3 separate regions of the Homo sapiens genome follow, and regions 1 and 3 are each linked to region 2. Evidence: chromatin contacts called from ENCODE Hi-C or POLR2A ChIA-PET data. All regions are on one chromosome and are shown on one strand. The core of a region is the stretch at or near the end of the contact, and the rest is flanking DNA. Distances in the headings are between cores, read along the strand shown.

Region 1 (2,753 bases), core at 121-2,620, 310 kb before region 2:
ATTTTAGTGAGCTGAAGTGGGAGGGATGGGTGTATATTGCGATTCTAGCTAGAAGGATTGCTGTGGCAGGGCCCTCCAGCTAGTCCAGCTGGTGCCTTCCTGACATGTGTACACCCCTTCCATCCACACTCCCTCCCAAGTAGTGGCTGTGTCCCTAGCACTCTGGGAGTCGTTCAGCACCACAGAGGAAGGGAACCTCTCTCTGTTATTATCATGTATCCCCAGCTCCCTGTTGTGGGTGGATGTACATGGCAGGGGGTCCAGGTCGCCCAGAAGGTTCTCAGGATTATTTTTTGAATGGAAGAATGGTCAGAACTGCCTCTTGGTTCTTGTCTCCCAGCAATCCGCAGGTATACCTGGCCTGAAGCCAGAAAGCCAAAGGGGTCCAACTGTATCCAAAAGCCCACTTTTCTAAGTAAATGTGCATCAGGTGTCTTAACCATCAAGCATGGATCCAGAAACGCTTATCACTGTCTGTAGCATATGCAAAGCACTGTGGGAGATAACATAATGTGAGGTGTCTGGTCTCTGCCCTTGAGATGCTGACAATGTAGTTGCTGGAAAAACACCAGTGGATTCAGTTGAATGAGTCCTTAGATGGCCTCTCAGGCTCAGCCCTGTAATGATCACCATTGTTGTTCCTGCATTCCTGGTTCCGGTAAGAGTGCCCGGCATGCTGATGCTGATTGGTGCAGGGACTGCATAAGAAGGCCCTTCAGCCCTCTGGGCTCTTCTCATTCTCCACTTTTCTTGATGGGTGGTCCAATTTCTGAAAATATGCCCAGCTTCTACTTTGTACTTCTGCAATTGTCTGCCTCAGCCAAGTCATAACTGTCTCCTCACCACCCCCAACTCCTGGGACATTGTCCTGGCAGCCTTCAGCCTCTGGTCTCAGTCTCATACCCTCTCAGAAAAGGTAAATGGGATGCACACACACACACATGTGCACACACACGAAATTTCTCAATTCTCCCACCAAGTGGAGAGCCTCCAAGTTCCATTCCTTACCATCCACTGTGGCTTAGGGGCTGGAGATTTTGGTAGCCTCTTCTTGAGACAACAATTACACATCAATCTCAGAGGGAGGCATTTTGGAAAAATGCCAAAAGACTTGGCCTAGTTTGGCTGAGCTCACCTGAGAGCCGGGTGTTACCTCAGGCACCGTTGGAGAAATAGGCTCCACAGAGGAGCCACGGGGGTAGTTATTCTCTGTTCAGGAATTGGAGTCAGTCTCTGTTAGGTGTGTGAATGCTGAGTGATGGAGCAGGAAGTGCCATCCTTACCATCTCAGGCCTGGGCTGGAGTGTGTTAAAGGTGGCTCCTGCCTGCCGGGGGAGGTTGGCAACTCTCTCAAAGCAGTGAGCACAGATTCCACAACCTATCTTTGCGCAGTGCTGGCTGCTGATCTTGCGGATGGGGACTGAAAGTTCTGCCCTCACGCTCCTCTGGCATTTCAGTCCTGACCCAGGTGCCAGAGTCCTGGGTTGGCAGGCATTCTGGGCAAGCCAGAGATGGCTCCACTCTGTGAAAGGTCAGTCACTTAGTTGACAATATTAGGTGGTGCTGACTCTGTGCCAGGTATACTCTCACCTGTGGTTCTCAACCAGGGTCTATTTTGTGCCCCCCCAACCTTACCCACCAGGGGACATTTGGCAATGTCTGGAGACATTTTTGATTGTCACAGCTGGGAGGCAGTGGCTACTACTGGCATCTAATGCGTAGAGGCTGGGGATGCTGCTACACATTCTACAAAGCACGGAATCCGTCTCCACAGCAAAGAACAATCTGCCCCAAGATGTGAACAGTGCTGGGGTTGGGAAAGCTTGCTCTATACAGTGGGCTCCCAGAGGTGTTGGATCTGGACAAAATCCCTACCCTCAGAAAAGCTAGGCGCTAGTGGGGGTGGACAGATCATCTTAGAGCTGGTCCCTGTCCTCCAAGTGGTGTCCTGAAGACAGTTCATTTGTTAGTTTCCCCCTTGAGTTTTTTCATTCACTTGTTCAGCCTTCACAGGTTGAGGTTTTTTCTTGGGATACAGAAATGGCATGGATCTGGTGCTTCCCCTCAAGCAGCCCATGTCCAGTGAGGAACCAAAGCATACACATCAACACGCACATACACAAACACACACAAATGCATATATGCATGCATGCATAAGCACACACACGCATGTGTGCATGCAATTCCAACACTATGCAATAAGGGCTGAGGTGGATGAATATCTGGAGACTGTAGGTGAGGAGGGGTTTGTAGCTCAGCCTTGAGGGGTGTCAAGGAATGCTTCCTGGGGGAAGTGAGCTGAATTTTAAAGGACAGGGAGAATCAGTAGGGGGAAAAGCCATTCCCCTAAGAAAGAACTAACCCTCTGTAGAAACCCATGGGCAAGAGAGTTCAATTTCCTGCAGGCTCTGTGGAGCAGCCAGAGGCTGCTATAACCCTCTGCCACAATCCACACTAATTGCTCCTTCCTCCTGTGACAAGGCATCCCCTCTCCCCTCTGCCCCACAGCCCCTCCCCCATCACACCTTAAACTCATCTGTGAAATTGCATTTCTCACCCTCTCTGCCTCCAGCCCCTCCATCACTGCCAGGAGAGGCCATCAGTTCCCTGACCCAGCCCCAGCCCTCAGATGGGAGTCAGATGGTGCCCTCAATTATTTTCCTAACAACCAGGAGGATTTGGGGGAGAAGTAGAGAAGGAAAGGGAAGATAATGTGGCTTCCAGGGGCTTGAAATTGGACAGAGTGCCCTTTT
Region 2 (2,700 bases), core at 97-2,596:
CACAGCAAGTGCTGGAGCTGACCTGTGGCTGCCCATTTTAGACAGTTTCAATGCCCTCCAGCCTGCCCAAGTCCTCATGCCCAGGCCCACTGCACACCCCCATTGACACTGTCTCCTGGCCCATGCAACCCCAGAGTTTTCCACTTCTCATCTAGAGCCAGCCCCTCACTCAACAGAGGAGAAATGAACCCTAGAGAGGGCATGGGATGAGCGGGTGCTGCCACTGTTAAAAGCAGCACTGTGTTTCTGCACCCCAGGGTTTGTGCTCAGTAACTGTTTACTGAATGACCAAATACCCTTTTCCATTATTGTGCTAGGGTCAACAGCTGATGCTGGTGTCCACCCACGGTGCCCCCCTACCCTGGCCACAGCACACCCCCCTTTATCGATCTCCTTGATTAATAAACAGTCCATGTCAGAGAACAGGAGCCTAAATCACACATCTCTTTGTGCCTTTCTCCAGATTTCTTCTTTTGTTTCTTGGGGAGAGGCTGAGGCAAGTCAACTCACAAAAATGTGCTTCCACTGAATGGGATCCTGGAGTTTATCTAATAGGCAGGTTGGGAAAAATGAAAACGCTAATTACTTCAGGGAAAGATGGAAAATGAGTCAGCTGATTGGGCCACCAGGCAGCCAGTAGGAGCTGATTTTTTTTTTTTTTAAAGAGGATAATGACTTATTCTAGGGGATTTCAGTTGTGCACACACAACAAAAATAATTCCAAGTGTCTGCTAGCAAAATCCCACGCTGCCGAACATCGCGTTTGAAAATTAATGTGACAAGCTGGAGGCCTATTTGCCCCAAGATCAGAAGACAATGAAAGCTTCCTCCCCAGGAAGTTTCTCAGGGTAGAACCAGAAATCCGGAACTGGAGAACCCAGAGGGCAACGCCCCACCGGAGCCAGTGGACGGGAATCAGCTGGGACGCCATGCTGCCCTCCTTTGTCTGGGTGATCAGGCCCAGCCTCCCGAGTTACTGATGATCCATATGGAAGCTGGTGGGGCTGCACATTAATTGCCTTGTTCAACCCATCATTAAAATGATACGTCTCGCCTTCGGGAGCTGTGCTGGCTGGCGGCGAGTTGGGCACACCTCCTGGGTAGAGAGGTCTCCCAACAGGGCCCTACACACGCTTCTTTCTGAAGAGTTGCACGGTGATTTGGGGTTCATGCTGGTGCCATTGGACTCTAGGAACCAAGGACCCCAGGGCCCTTGCTCCCACTCTCCTTTCTAGCGGGCAATGGAATTAATGAACCCCGGGCAGCCCTGGATGCAGGGCACACTCGGTCCTTTACAGCTCTTTGTCTGCAGCCAGGCTCTTGTCTTTCAGAGCTGGCTGCCGCCCCGTCTCTGGAGCTGATGCAGCAGCCAGATAATGAACAGTATATCAGCGGAGGCGGCGGAGGGGGGCGACGGGGAGAGAGGCGAGCGCCCGAGCGAGTTGGACTGACTTATTATTCCTTCACTCTCAAACAAAACAAAATCATTGGCCTGCCAGGGTCATTAAGGACCCCGGGGTTGTCATAGAAACGACCTTTGGGGCCTGGTGGTTGTTAATGCATGAGTGACTGCCTGCATTGTGTGTGTGGGGAGAGGTCAGAGTTTTGTTGGTGGCTTAAGAAAGAAAGAAAGAGAGTGAGGAAGAAAGAGAGCCAGCACAAAGCCCAGGATTGGGCGGCTGACATTCAGAAGGAAGGTTGTCCGCCGTGGCATTGATTAGCTGTCTGGGATGGTGAAAGTCCTGTGCCCGGCACATAGTAGGTGCTCAGTAAATGTCTGCAAAGGTGAATGGACACGTTTCTCTGGTTAAAAATGCCCTCCTATGCCCACTCTGAATTCCACCTCCCCGTAACCCGGAAGCCACTCTGCCAATGCTCTCCCTGAGAGTGCTTAGACAGGTAATGCTCCATCATTGTTCCAGCCGAGAGTAACAAACTCACAAGTTTCAGGAGGCACTTCTATGCCTTCAACTTGGACAGGACAATTTTCATGGTTCCCAGGGACCCAGGAGGAACTCGTTGGGGTGGGTGGGCAGGGGCTTTTACAGAGGAGAAATATAGGACAACAGGGCCTCCTCTGTCAGCCTTGGATTTACAGATGCGCCTTCAACCCACTTTCTAACCAGGGCACTCTGTCCCCTGCCAGGAGACACTGAGCACCACCCGTGAGACGGAGCTCCCCCTACTGGCTGGTGTTCAGAGAGCTCAATCTCCAGGGGTTGACTCTCTCCAGCTTGTCGGGTTTCAGAACCAGCCCTGCTACTAACTCTCTGTGTGTCCTCTTGCAAGTCCTCCTTCCTCAGTTTCCTCACCTGGAACATTAGACATGGTCCAGATGACATCTACAGCCCATCCCAAGCCTTCTGTTCTGATGCCTCTGGGTGGGGGTGGGGGGTGGGGGGGGTGTCTTTTCTGAATTTAGGATTTTACTTTCCAGGTTGGAAGAAAACATTCTAGCCACCTTTTGGGGGTGATTATAGAACCATTTGATCTCTGAGATGTCTAAACCTGGTTGCCTTCTCTGGTGTCACCATAGAAGTGAGGAGGCCCGGGCCTTTCAAGATCCTCTAACACTGTACTGCTTATGTTAACTGTAACACCATGTCCCCTGATAGCCTCTTGAAGTCTCCTTGTCACATTTGGAGGCCAATCCCAGGACCTGCCCACTGGAGACACACTCACTTAGCATTTACTACTAGA
Region 3 (2,700 bases), core at 148-2,647, 410 kb before region 2:
CAGAAATTTATTAGTGAGCAGTAGAAGTTTATTTTTCTAGAGGATCTTTTGAATTATTATTGTAATTTTTATTCTTCTTTTTTTTTTTTTTTTTTTTTTTTTACCTTCCCAGGGGGAAAGGGCCTGAGCTTGTACATTCTTCAGCCAAGTAGCAAACCTCTCTTTCACAGATGGTCAGAATACATAAAATCATATGATATAAAGACACAGATGGTGTGTTCCCACTCACTATGCTGCCCGCCTTTTAATTTTACTCTCACTGCTGTCCTGTGACTTTAGGAAAGGGCGGTTATTGTGTACAGCACAAGTACAAGGCTTAGAAAATATTTTTTTTCCCCCAAAGGCACACAAATAAATATTAGACATAGAACTGAAATGCCTTTTTGTGTTCATAAGACTTCTTAGAAAGAATGACAGTCTAGGAATTAAAGTCTGTGCTTCTAATGGGAAATCCTTGGTCCTGATGTGTTTACATTGAAGCAACTATTTTAACTGAGTCTTATGAAAGACCTTCTTAGGAGTGACAGGTATGAGCTATTGCAACAAAACATAGTGTACAATCTTATGTGAGGGTCTTTAAATAGAGAGCCGGTTATAAAGACTGTGTCCCTGATGTGTGGGGCTGGTCCTCCTCCCCAGCAGACCTCACCTCCCTGCCCTTTCAGCATCCCCTCCTTGGCCCCAGCTGATGGCTGATGCTCCCATTGGTCTCTGTGGTGCTACCTGCCACTGGCCTGCCAAGACCTCAGACCCTCGCTGTCTCCTTGTCCCATTTCCCCTGAGGCTTGTGGCTGGTTCTGTGGTTATGACTGAGTTGGCCCTTCTGACATCCTGATCCAGACACTTCCCAACCTAGGCTGTCTCAGCTCTCCAAAAGCACCCTGAAAATAAAAATGGAAAGGAGTTTGGCTCCTTGGGTGAGGTTGTTCCTGCTCTCCCTAAGACACTGTTCTTTTCTGTAAATTTCACCTATCTGAAAGAAACAGAATGCTTCTTGTTTCTTGGTGGGGAAAAGTAACCATAATGGAATGCCGCCTTCATGCTAGGCATTTTACAGGTCACCCCATTTAATCTTCACAATTCTATAGGAAGGGATGCTTGTCTCTGCTTTAGAGAGGAGGAAACTGAGGCCAGAGGGTTTATGGAACATGTGCAATGTCATGTGGAATGTTAATAGTGAAGCCAGGGCCAAAACCGAGGTCTGCCTGAGTCCAAGTCCAATTCCACAAACATGATGTTAACATACTCCTCGGTGCCAGGCACTGTGTTTTAGGGGCATAGCTGCCTCCCTATTGTCAAGGATTTTGAGCAGATCAGATTTGAGGACCTTTTTTCGATAGGTCTATATTTTTCTTACAGCCACTCCCCATTTTAAGCGCATCGTGAGTAGGCTTTTGGAGTCTGATCTATCGAGCTGGGTATGTTTGGAAAGCTACAGAGCAGTAGCCATAGAAAGACTGCGTGAGACAGAGTCCTAGCCTATCTGTCCGGCCAGTCGAACCTCATGTGTTCGCTGCTTTCATTTTCCCTTGGCTGAGGAAACGATGGTTTGGTTTTGCAAAGGAATGCTGGGGACTTCTGCCAGCTTGCTAACGGCCTTGCCCCATTCAGATGCATCGAACTCACAGAACATCGCTCCCCAGCTGCTGGCTCGCGGTTCTGAGAGTGCCTGAATAGAAAACCACTCATTTCCCTTCGCAAAAGAGGCGCCCAAAGCAGATATTTCAATATATTCCAATTTAGCCGAGGGAAGCCAGAACATGGATGTTGTTGCCAAGGAAACCACCTCCTTCCTCCTGTGTGCTGTGCATACGTGTATCACTTCATCTCTCTGCTCTCCAAGGTAATATCATAGCTCCGTGCTTGGGGAAGGGTTTTTAAAAAGGCATATAAAACCTCTTAGCATCAAGAAGATTCATTAAATGATCTCATTCCAGAGAAGCTTAAATTATTCTTTTTAGATCCTTTTATGCTGAGGATGGGGAAATGGCTGAGTCAGTGCTATCTCTCGCAGCCCAGCTTGGTGTCTTCGTGGAGACAGTTTTTCAGAAATAAACAAATCAGAGTTCGCAAGCTTAGACAGGGCGAGTGTGTGTGTAATAAGAACGAGGCCGTCATGTAGCTGTAATGTCACGGTCTAATCCCTCCTAGAGGATCTGCCAAGACCACCTTGATCTGAGGGCCTCCTGGGTGTGAGGCCACATTGCACAGGGCAGGCTTCAAAGTGGAGACAAGAGAGGGTCGGTGTTGCAAGGCCACCTGTCAAAAGATTCCTTGTTCGGGAACTGCGTGGGGATTTCTGCTGCCCAATCTGTTCTCAGACCCACTCCTGGGCTGTTTTTGTCCTGCCTTGGTGTCTGGTCTTGGGTCCACCTCTCTCTCCTGGACGCTGCCATCACCCCCTTCATTCCCACCTACCCTATTCTGTATGTTAAAGTCAGCACAATCGCCCTCATGCCTTACAACCCAAGAGACAAACTGGAGGGTGCACTTGGTAGTCATCTGAGAGCTCAGTGGGTGGCCCCGACTTTCACACCTTCTTCCTCTCAGCCCCTCCTGGTTTTTAGGGCTCAGATTCCCCCTTGCCCACTGCATATGCAGATTAAATTTGGCTTCTCTCTTTCAATTAGTGGCACTAGCCAAGAATATTGGTTTATATTAGTCATTCCCAGCTGGGGGGCAATTTTGCCCCCCAGGGGA

Evidence for each region. Hi-C counts contacts between places; a loop is a spot of excess contacts on that map. ChIA-PET counts read pairs that join two places held with the same protein, here RNA polymerase II (POLR2A). Pooled maps may share reads with other maps.
Region 1: a map of DLD1 shows a loop between it and region 2 (3-fold over the local background). The contact joins two enhancer-like sites. A Hi-C loop is called at or near these places in 1 of 168 maps with a recorded cell type or tissue (DLD1). POLR2A ChIA-PET finds 5 or more read pairs at or near these places in 1 of 52 experiments (WTC11).
Region 3: a loop to region 2 is called in a map of CD4-positive, alpha-beta T cell, with 2.8 times the contacts of the local background. The contact joins the promoter of LINC00856 here to the enhancer-like site in region 2. A Hi-C loop is called at or near these places in 2 of 168 maps with a recorded cell type or tissue (CD4-positive, alpha-beta T cell and naive thymus-derived CD4-positive, alpha-beta T cell) and 8 of 50 pooled maps.

Annotation. Positions count from the first base shown.
Region 1 is chr10:78,347,926-78,350,678 of GRCh38, forward strand. No RefSeq gene overlaps it. Among named protein-coding and RNA genes, the nearest start is that of LINC00595, 82 kb to the left of the region's middle. Within about 2 kb of position 1,371, at least 3 of the 41 ENCODE cell types and tissues checked have a DNase peak (open chromatin) inside an H3K27ac peak, as active enhancers do.
Region 2 is chr10:78,655,574-78,658,273 of GRCh38, forward strand. All of the region lies in intron 3 of LOC105378379 (a long non-coding RNA gene), which reads right to left. Among named protein-coding and RNA genes, the nearest start is that of LINC00595, 390 kb to the left of the region's middle. Within about 2 kb of position 1,347, at least 4 of the 41 ENCODE cell types and tissues checked have a DNase peak (open chromatin) inside an H3K27ac peak, as active enhancers do.
Region 3 is chr10:78,247,228-78,249,927 of GRCh38, forward strand. It overlaps LINC00856 (long intergenic non-protein coding RNA 856), which reads left to right and starts at 1,398. Exons shown (of 2, transcript NR_038985.1): 1 at 1,398-1,843.